2 separate regions of the Homo sapiens genome follow, and region 2 is linked to region 1. A link is an interaction called in ENCODE POLR2A ChIA-PET data of the cell type or tissue named here. Cell type or tissue: Panc1. All regions are shown on one strand. Links, peaks and the distances in the headings refer to the core of each region. The heading gives the core; the rest is flanking DNA.

The links. Peaks named below come from ENCODE experiments on the same cell type or tissue, not always from the same donor. Only the 100,000 strongest peaks of a DNase experiment are listed, where the experiment ranks them.
Region 2: POLR2A ChIA-PET joins it to region 1 with 14 read pairs; 2 of 35 experiments call an interaction of 5 or more read pairs at or near these places.

The regions. Positions count from the first base shown.
Region 1 is chr18:2,984,272-2,989,640 of GRCh38, forward strand. The region is part of intron 1 of LPIN2 (lipin 2); the gene reads right to left. It overlaps LOC124904236 (a long non-coding RNA gene), which reads left to right. Exons shown (of 2, transcript XR_007066268.1): 2 at 803-1,139. Among named protein-coding and RNA genes, the nearest start is that of LPIN2-AS2, 20 kb to the left of the region's middle. In Panc1, for the core only: CTCF peaks have their summits at 1,538 (motif pointing left) and 1,739; no DNase peak of the experiment used is centred there; H3K27ac peaks cover 4,304 bases.
Region 2 is chr18:3,310,680-3,316,048 of GRCh38, forward strand. No RefSeq gene overlaps it. Among named protein-coding and RNA genes, the nearest start is that of LINC01895, 37 kb to the right of the region's middle. In Panc1, for the core only: no CTCF peak of the experiment used is centred there; no DNase peak of the experiment used is centred there; H3K27ac peaks cover 2,666 bases.

The DNA of each region.
Region 1 (5,369 bases), core at 227-5,226:
TAGTATCGTGGACCTGCAGTACACCAAAGTGCCCAGTCACTTGCGATCTAATTCAACACACATCATGTACACAAACTCCTACTTCCAGAAGAGAATTGTTTAGGTTTTTCTGGCCTAAATTTTATGCAATGAATAAAAATTTAAATCTCTTCATCCATGATCTACTGCAGTTCAGGATCCTTGGCATCAGATGGTAGTGATAAAAACCGGATATTGGGGTGCTGCCGGTGGAGAAAAATGGAAGAAGCCAGAGGTCAGCAAGAAGGGGAGGCTAGTAGGAGAAAGAGAGATTAAAGAGAAACCTAAGAAGGTGAAAAAAAGAAAAGTTAGAGGGGCAGAGGAAATAAAATGTAGAAGAGATGAGAAAATATTCAACTGGATAGCAGGAGAAGGGGAAAACTGTAAGGAGGGTGGAAAGAAGAAAGACAAAAACCATATCCACTTTAAATGTGAGGAAACTGAGGCCCAGAAAGAGGTCAGGCAATTAGCCCAATGTCACTCAACTGGTCAGCAAAGGTGCCAGGGAGAAGAAGCCCCCCAGTTTCTGGTTCAGTGCTTTTTTGTGTTATGCCAAGCAGAGACCAAGAAAGAACATGCTGGGGATCAGCAGGAGGAGGCTGACAAGAGGTAGGAGCAAAGGCTTAGCAAGTGAGGCGTGGTGGAGATCCAGCAGGGCAGAGGTCAGCGGGTAGAATTCTGTTCAGCAACTCTTGCCTACAATGCAGCTTACACAACAGGTGGGGCACCCAAGCCAGTCATTTGGGGGTTTCCTGATAGTGTTTGTATTGTTTCCTTGTTTTAGCTGATGACTCCCAGAATGTCCTGACTGCAAGGAACATGTACTATGGACCCATCAGAAGTGAGCTCATTTTCTAAACATCTGTGTTGCCAACAGGCACACACCTAAAGTTTCCTCCTATGGCCACCTGTGGATCACCCTGACCTTCAAAGCTGGTAGCCAAAGTTCTGCTTCCACCCCCACCATCTGCAAGGTGGCACTTTTCAGTCTTGATGGATAAATGTTAAAAATCACAACCAACAATTCTTAATCATCCCTATGATTTTCAAAGGAAAACGCTACTGTATTGTCAAACTTTTTCTCTACAGGCTAAAATAAAAATAAATGACTACTGAAAAAAGCTACTTTTTACTTTTGTATAACATCTTCAATGATCTTTTTTTTAAAAAGTGCATAGAATTTGGAAGTCTTTTTCCCAAGACTTAACTCTTTCAAAAAAAAATAGTCTAACTTAGGGAAACAAAGCTAAAATGCTAGTTAGGAAAAACAGAATCCTGTTCAGATTCCACAGCTTTAATGATGCTAAGTAAAATATATACCTTCTTTGTTTTTGTTTTTTCTACTACTAATCCCATAAGTATGTAAGACTAGGTATACAGGGCTTTTTAAGAGGGTATAACGATTTATTTAAAACTTTCTAGCTAGAATTTGCTTATCTGAAGCTGTACTAAGCTGGTTCAACAGAAATACCTTTACACCACAAGCATGTTATTTTACCATAAAACATGAAAATAATTGTACTCCCCCCCAGTGGCCATACTATGGAAACACAACACCTTGCTCCTGGATTACCAATGAAGATGTGACAAAACTAAGTTTTGATTATTAAAAAATCATGAAAATATTTTATAACCTCAATTACAAAGAATTTCATAATACCCACCGGAATTCCTCTATAGTGAAGAACCTAAGTGCATTTCTGCATTTTCAAGACTCCTCATGACAAAGGGAACATGTAAAGGACCATGGCTCACCTGAAACAAATGTTTTCATTTAGAGCCAAATGGCTCTCACCATCTACACCAAAGCATATGAAGTGTTTCTTCTCCTAAATGGAATCACTTATAATTCACTGTTTATGAAAACAACCCCAAAGGGACTGACGTTTTATTCAAAACCAAGATAAAATTCCTCTTGCTACCACTCTTGGGTTTTTCAAACATTTGTAGTTTAACTGCTCATTGGGTAATGGTTATATAGTTTACTCAAGTTCCAGTGTTTCATAATATCCTCATATAATCTCAAAATTCTAAACAAGATAGCTAGTGGCTGGCAATTTCACTGAACTGTGAGTGAATAACCAAATGCAAACAGATCTTTCCAGGAACAGAAGAGAAAAAACAAGGGAGGGTCTCCTGAGGTCAGACGCCCAGCTTAAAGTGACTCTCCCAAAGATAAACTTCTTTGAAGACTTGTCATTTATCTTTAAAATTCACACATTTTGTAGTCTATTGTGATAAGTCTATTTTTTTAATGTAAAAAAAAAAAAAAAAGAAAGACTAACTGGCCAAAGCTTTCTTCTTCCAAGTTCAAAGGTTAATGCAACACATTTACTGTAAGAATTAGAGGATGCTCAGTGTACACATCGCAGTTTAAGGAGCTTAGGACCAAACAACCTCTGCGGTCTAACCCTTCCAACACAAATGTTTGAGGTCAAGCTTTTACCCACTATTTGGAGACAAGAGAGACAATACTGAGAGTTGCCTGGCTGTAGCAGTCAAGTGCATCTGAACATTAAGAGAGTAAAGCTGAACAGCCTAATTTAGGATCAGAGTAATTATGGCCTGACTTGTGTCACAACTTTTGGACAACATTTTCAACAAAATAAAGCCAAAAGAAATGGAAAACCCTCTGTTCTGCTCAGGCAGGACTCCTGAGGCCTCAGTTGCTTGACAGGGGTGGAGGTCGGGGGTGAAGAGGGGGCCTGTTAATTGCCTAATTGTTTCTGTTTAAATGTCTTTTTCTTCTCCCATTTCACCTCTGAATAGCAGTTTGCACAGTGATGACACCCTTAGGTATACGATTTTCTGTTCTGGGGTTATATCACCCCCATTTCATTCAAACTCAAAAAATCCTGTTGAAATGCAAGTCTTACTATCATCAAATTTTAAAACACTAAATAATTTTCAAAGTGTAGTGCTTTAATCTTTTCAGAAACAAATTACTTGTTATAGACTCACAATAACAGGGGTGGCTCAGTGCATCACAACACTGAGGCCAAGTGAAGGTGCTGGAAGAAGCCAGTGCTGGGTTCCTATACTCCAGATCAAAAAGTGAGATAGCTTAAAGCTTGTCCCCCAAAAACAGCAACAAACAACAAATAAGGTGAGCAAGAGTTGATTATATCATTAAGACAATCCAAAGAAAATATAAGTGAAAATTATCACAAAATGTATCGGCATCATGTAGGAACCCCTCATCCTCACATTCCTTGACTTATTTTTTTCCACGTGGACATTTCAGGTCCATCTTTGACTCCAATTTTCTCTTCCATAGCTGGTTCCTCACAACAGTTCTAATTCAAGATTTTCTCGACCACCTGAAAAACTGGTGATGGTTGTTTAAATTATTCTGTTGCTGTGATCTCTTTCAATTACTTAAAAATTTTTTATTTAAAAGATATTTGTAATCAGCTTTACTTAGTAAATTACTCTTAGTAATTACTCTTCTTCCTGCCACCTTCTTCCATCTATAGAAACGAACGGCTGCTGTAATTTTAAGTGTACTTAGAATCCAGGAGGGTGGATCACTTGAGGTCAGGAGTTCAAGACCAGCCTGGCCAACACAGTGAAACCTCATCTCTACTAAAAATACAAGAATTAGCTGAGTGTGGTGGCTCACGCCTGTAATCCCAGCTACTCAGGAGGCTGAGGCGGAGGTTGCAGTGAGCCAAGATCATACCACTGTTCTCCAGCCTGGGCGACAGAGTGAGAGACTGTCTCAAAAAAAAAAAAAAAAAAAAAAAAAAGAATCATCATGAGTGCTGCCAGCAGGCCAGATGGGTAACAGTATAAATTACTTATCTGTAGCCTTAAATGGGTCCCCAACAGAATCTGGCAACCCTCCTTTGTTTCTGTGGTCAGCTCTCTCTCCAAATTTCTGGTTCTTTTTCAAACTTCCATGCTCCTCAACCTGACTATATTCTGCCACTCTATTTCCCCATCAGAATGTACAACATTCCATATTCTTGAATGCAGGCTCATTTATGCTCTTCAGGAGAAACGGCAAAAATGACTAATATACTTTGCTATGAGAATAAAGAATTTAGTTTCACAATGTTTAGAAATTCTAATGCTATACTTAAGTGTTATGAAGAATTTTATTTAATTGGTGAAATTTAAATTAAAATGAAAGTAACTGAATTCTTAAATTATTACACTCAGTGAATCTGCCTACTTCAATCTAAAGCTTGACTGAGATGTGTAAGAAAAAGAGAAAACCTGAAACACTGATACTCAGCTTTATATGTAAGTTATATTCTACACATACAGATGAATCCAATTCCAGATGGTGACGGTAATTGCAATCTCCAGTGAGGGTAAAGCCTCAATGCACTAAGTAGTAAAAGAAAAGGGGAAAAGTTAGTCAGCTTTGCTACTCTTTCAAGTTAAATGCTGGTAATGTCTAAGATTTAACCTTGTAATGTCAAGACACAGATAGGATTCAAAAAGCAAAGAGGCATCTGAAAGTTGCAACATGAGAAGAAATGCTCCCTCTTCTAAGGATAAAGCACCATTGAAACAGAACAAGTGTGACATTTCATTTTATTTTTCTTCCAGACTCAACATACTTTAATATAAAAAAGCTCTCTCAGGAACAGGGCATTTAGTTTGTGTAAAAATCTTCAGCCTTTGCAACAAATTAATTGTATTCAATTTGAAAAAGTATACTTCAAGTACAACATAGGTATTTATATTGAAATCATAGAAGAAAACACAATCCTGGCAGCCAAGCACTATTTATTTAGTATTTACTCTAAGCCATACCCTGGAATTAATCCTTTGCATATATTATCTCTGATCTACACAATTCTCATGAAAGACAGATTTGCTTTATCCCTATATTTTACAGATGAAGAAATGGAGGTTTAGAGAGAGGTTATGTTAAATATCCAAGGACAAACCAGCTAGAGCTCAAGATGTCTTCCACAGTACCTTCTTAGACTCATTATTTAAGCTGAAATTCAGATTTACTATGCTAAGTATTTCTAAAATCTCAAACATTATGCAATGCATCTAAAAGAAAAAAAATGCCTAGGAATAAATTTAACCAAGGAGGTGAAAGCTTGTACAAATAAAATTGCAAAAATCACTGAAAAAAAAAATTAAAGATAACCTCAGTAAATAGAAAGACATCCGTGTTCGTGAATAGGAAGACTCAATATTGTTAAGATGCCAATATTACCTAAAGCGATCTTCAAATTCAAGGCAATCCCTATCAAAATTCCAAAAGCCTCAAATTCATATGGAGTTACAAGGGGCCCTGACTAGCCAAAATAATACTGAAAAAGAGCTAAGTTGGAAGACTTCCATTTCTTGATTTCAAAACTTTCAAAGTTACAGTAATCAGG
Region 2 (5,369 bases), core at 257-5,256, 330 kb after region 1:
CAATGACAAAAATGCAAATTAATCCGTAAGAGCAAAAAAACAGTTCAGTGGTTGCCTAGGGACTGGGGGTGGAAAAGAGGAGTGAGGGAGGGAGAGATTGCAGGGACACAAGGACATTTTGAGGTGACAGATATCTTCATTATTTTCAAGCCGTCATAGTTTCACAGATTTATTTACACGTCAAAACTGATCAAATCATTTAAATATGTGCAGTTTTTTACATGTCAATGTTATCTCAATAAAGAATTTTAAAAAATAAAACAAAAGGTTTTCAGGAGTTTGTAATGTGTTTACTCACACACTCCACAAACTCAATTTTATCAAATATTTTTTGAATAAGAAATTTTAAATCTGTCAATGAAATTAGCCCTTTTCAATGATGTGCGTGGCAACTACTTCCCTGTTTTTTTTTTGTTTGTTCGTTTGTTTGGAGACAGGGTCTCGCTCTGCTGCCCAGGCTGGAGTGCAATGGCCCCATCACGACTCACTGCAACCTCCCGGGCTCAAGCGATTCTCCCACCTCCGCCACCTGAGTAGTTAGGACTACAGGCCCACCACCACACCTGGCTAATTTTTTGTATTTTTTGTAGAGGCAGGGTTTCACCATGTTGCCCAGGCTGGTCTGGAACTCCTGGGCTCAAGGGATCCACCCATCTCAGCCTCCCAAAGTGCTGAGATTACAGGTGTGGGCCACCACACCCGGCCTGTTGCTTGTTTTCTAAAACTATACTGAGTGATTTTTTTTTTAAAGCTAAACAGAAAACTTATATTTTCATCAAATTAAATGTATGCTTTTTTTTTTTTTGGCTTGTGGGGTTGTATTCTGCTTAGAAAGAAGATCTACTTCAACAATATGTACTTAAAATTTTCTCACTTTGTTCACAATTTTTCTAGCATTTCCTAACATTTCAATTGCTTCATATTTCTGCCTCAAATTTATTTTGGAATAAGGCAAGAGTTAAAATATGCTTTTCTTTAAATGGTTAGTGAATTGAACCAACAATGTTTATTGAATAATTACTTTTGTTCCACAGATTTTTGTCACCTAAAAATACTTCTTTTTTTTGTTTGTTTGTTTTATTTCTGGACTTTTTAATCTACTCCATTGGTCAGTTAATTGTTGAAGTTTTGGAATCAGTGCTCACTTCTGTTAGGATTAGTCTCCCTCAATTCTCTTCTCTTTTAGTATTTTTTTTTTGCGTAATCATATTCCTTATTTTCTATCTCTTCTTTTTTTTTGTTTTTGACGGAGTCTTGCTCTTCGCATAGGCTGGAATGCCGTGGCACAATCTCGGCTCACTGCAACCACCTCCAGGGTTCAAGTGATTCTCCTGTCTCAGCCTCCTGAATAGCTGGGATTACAGGTGTGCACCACCACACCCAGCTAATTTTTGTATTATTTTTTAGTAGAGACGGGGTTTCACCATGTTGGCCAGGCTGGTCTCTAAACTCCCAACCTCAGGTGATCTGCCTGCCTTGGCCTCCTAAAGTGCTGGGATAAAGGCCTGAGCCACCGCGCCTGGCCTCTAGCTATTCTTTAATATTTTTCTTTTTCTTTTTTTTTTCCAAGATGGAGCCTCGCTCTGTCGCCCAGGCTGGAGTGCGGTGGCGCAATCTCGGCTCACTGCAAGCTCCGCCTCCCGGGTTCACGCCATTCTCCTGCCTCAGCCTCCCGAGTAGCTGGGACTACAGGCGCCCGCCACCACGCCCGGCTAATTTTTTGTATCTTTAGTAGAGACGGGGTTTCACCGTGTTAGCCAGGATGGTCTCGATCTCCTGACCTCGTGATCCGCCCGCTTCGGCCTCCCAAAGTGCTGGGATTACAGGCGAGAGCCACCGCGCCCGGCCTATTCTTTAGTATTTTTCAAAGAACTGGAAATGAATTTCCCAAGGAGTGAATGTCTTTTACTCTTATTGTCTTTTTAAAATTCTTTGTGCATTTGCAATTTTTTCTTAATGTATTTGAAGAATATGTAATTTAGTCCATAAAGATTTATGATAGGTAAAGCCTCACTTCTTTATCATCATAAAATTTTTCTTTATCATTTTTCAACTTTGTCTTTGTTTTGAATTCATCCTTGACTGATGTTGATACCAGCTCTCTTTTTGCTTTCATTGTCTTGAGATTTATTAATCTCTCTTTCCCTTTTATGTTTCTTTTTTTTTTTTTTCTTTTTCGAGATGGAGTCTCGCTCTGTCACCCAGGCTGGAGTGCAGTGGTGCGATCTCAGCTCACTGCAACCTCTGCCTCCCGGATTCAAGCAATTCTTCTGCCTCAGCCTCCCAAATAGCTGAGACAACAGGTGCGTGCCACCATGCCCAGCTAATTTTTGTATTTTTAGTAGAGATGGGTTTCGCCATTTTGGCCAGGCTGCTCTGGAACTCCTGACCTCAGGTGATCCACCCACCTTGGCCTCTCAAAATGCTGGGATTACAGGCGTGACCCACCGCGCCAGGCCCTCCCTTTTTTCTTTCTGAATAACTTTGTTTCTAACTCTCTTATATATGACATTTAATCTTTTTTTAACCCAATCTGATTTTTTTCTCCTATGTATTTACTACATTTATTTTATTTATATGTCATATACTTGATGTTAATTTTTCATCAGAATATATTTATAGTTTTAACACAACCTTTGTTTTGCTTAATGATTTCTGTTTGCTTTAAGTGTGTACTTTTCTTTTTGAAACTTGGAAGTCTGGTTGTTTACTTTTAGATCTTCTAGGCTATGGAATTTTTGTTCAAAATTTTTTAGCTTATTTACTTTTAAGGAAGACGCAGACAATTTAATGTAGAGGAAGGGTTATTAAATTTTCCTCCACATTTTGCTCTATCTACATCAGATCTGTAAGGGAAAAATAATAAATATTCCTCTTTGCCAGACATACAGTCTTATTGCAACTACATATTTGTCCTATATAGCAAATGCAGCCATAGATAGTAAGAGATGAATGGGTGTGGCTGTGTTCCAGTTAAAATTACATGGACAGACACATTGGTATTTCATATGTCAAAACTATTTTTAAATGATTTACAAATGTAAAAACTAATTTTAGGCTGTAGTCTAGATTTAACTCAGCCCAAAAGCCTGAGAGTCAAGAGAGGCAATAGCGTAAGTTCCTATCCAAAAGTGTGCAAGCTTGACACCCAAAAACAGCCAATGTCTCAGTTTGAGTCCAAAGGCTGGAAAAGACTGACGTCCCAGCTCAAAGCAGTCAGGTAGGAGGAGCTTCCTTTTACTCAGCGTTTTTGTTCTATTCAGATCCTCAACTGATTGCATGAGGCCGACCCACATTAGAGAGAACAATCTGCTTTACTTGGTCTATTGATTCACATTTCAGTCTCTTCCAGAAACATCCTCACAGACACTCCTAGAATGTTTGACCAAATGCCTCAGCACACCCTGGCCCGATCAACTTAACACATAAATTTAACCATCACACGTGGCAATCTCAGTTTTCTGTTGCCTTACGTCCCTTTGATTTCTTGTTTCATTGAATTCATACACAGATGCTCCTCAACTTACAGTGGGGTTATGTCCTGATAAACCCATCATAAGTTGAAAATATTGTATGTAAGTAAAAAGTGCATTAATACACCTAACCTACCAAACATCATCTACGGAATGCGTGTCACTTTTGCGTTACTGTAAGGTCAAAACATTGCAAGTGAAACCATCATAAATCAGGGACCATCTGTACTTTAAATTTTTTTCCTAGACTACAAAACTTTGGTTTTAGGAATTTTTCTTCACATTTTAAAGGTGTGTTTCTTTCCAGATAATAGTTTTAATCTTTTGTTCCTTTTTTTTTTTTTTTTGCTATATTTTTGCATTTTCATATACTCCTCTCCATACTACTCTTTAACATGTGGGGCTCTATCCATGTTTTCTATTTTTGCAGATACAGTGTGGATGAATTTTTATTTATTACTTTTCTTTATTATTTTTTCCCATTGCCCTGAGACTCGTCTTCCTCTTAGAAATTCAGTTTGAGGTTGCATCTTTTGTGCTCTGTCTTTTCTCCCAGTGCCTGAGGAAAAGTTGAAGGGAGCATATATCGGTTAGGATTAGACTTGACTGTAATAGAAAAAGCTCAAAGTAACAGTGGGTTAAATCAGAATGAAGTTTATTGCTGTCTTACTTAGAAGTCTGAGTAGGTCATCACAGTTGGTATGACACTCTGCAGTGTTAGAGTCTCAAGCTCAAGTTCACCAGGTGGTTCCAGATGGTCACTCTAGCTCCAGCCATCACATCTACTTTATAGCCAGGAGAAAGAGAGAAGAGGAAATGGGCATGTCCACTCCATTTAAATATCTTCTCACAACATTTACATATTGCATAGGACTTCACCACTGCGATTGCACTTAGCTACAATGCTGGTGTAGAAATATATATTTTCTTCTGAGTAGGCCTTGTGCCCAATAAAAACGTGTAGATTTTTCTAGTAAGGAAAAAGGAAGAACAGACAGTAGGGGCAACTACTGGTTTCTTTTCTTTTTTTACTTTAAGCTCTGGGACACATGTGCAGAACGTGCAGATTTGTTACATAGGTACACATGTGCCGTGGTGGTTTGCTGCACCTACCAACCCATCATCTAGGTTTTAAGCCCCTCATGCATTAGGTATTTGTCCTAATGCTCTCCCTCCCCTTGCCCTCCACCCCTCTACAGGCCCCAGTGTGTGATGTTCCCCGCCCCATGTCCATGTGTTCTTATTGTTAAACTCCCACTTATGAGTGAGAACATGCAGTGTTTGGTTTTCTGTTCCTGTGTTAGTTTGCTGAGAATGATGGTTTCCAGCTTCATCCATGTCCCTGCAAAGGACATGATCTCATTCTTCTTTATGGCTGCATAGTATTCCATGGCATATATGTGGCACATTTTCTTTATCCAGTCTATCATTGATGGACATTTGGGTTGGTAATGCTAATGATTATCTGAGCCTTCAGCAAGTTGTAATCTTTTTGCTGGTGGAGGGTCTTGCCTCAATGTTGATAACTACTGATTGATTAGGGAGGTGGTTGCTGAAGGTTGGAATGACTGTGGCAATTTCTTAAAATAAGACAACAATGAAATTTGCCTCATTGATTGACTCTGTCTTTCATGAAGTATTTTTCTGCAACACAGGATACTGTTTGATAGCATTTTACCCACCACAGTAGAACTTGTTTCAAAATTGGAGTCAATCCTCTCAAACCCTGCCGCTGCTTTATCAAGTAAGTTCATGTAATATTTGAAATAATTTGTTGTCATTTCAACAATGTTCACAGCATCTTCAGCAAGAGTTGATTCCATCTCAAGAAACCACTTTCTTTGCTCATCCATAGAAGCAGCTCCTCATCCATTCAAGTTTGTTCATGAGATTTTA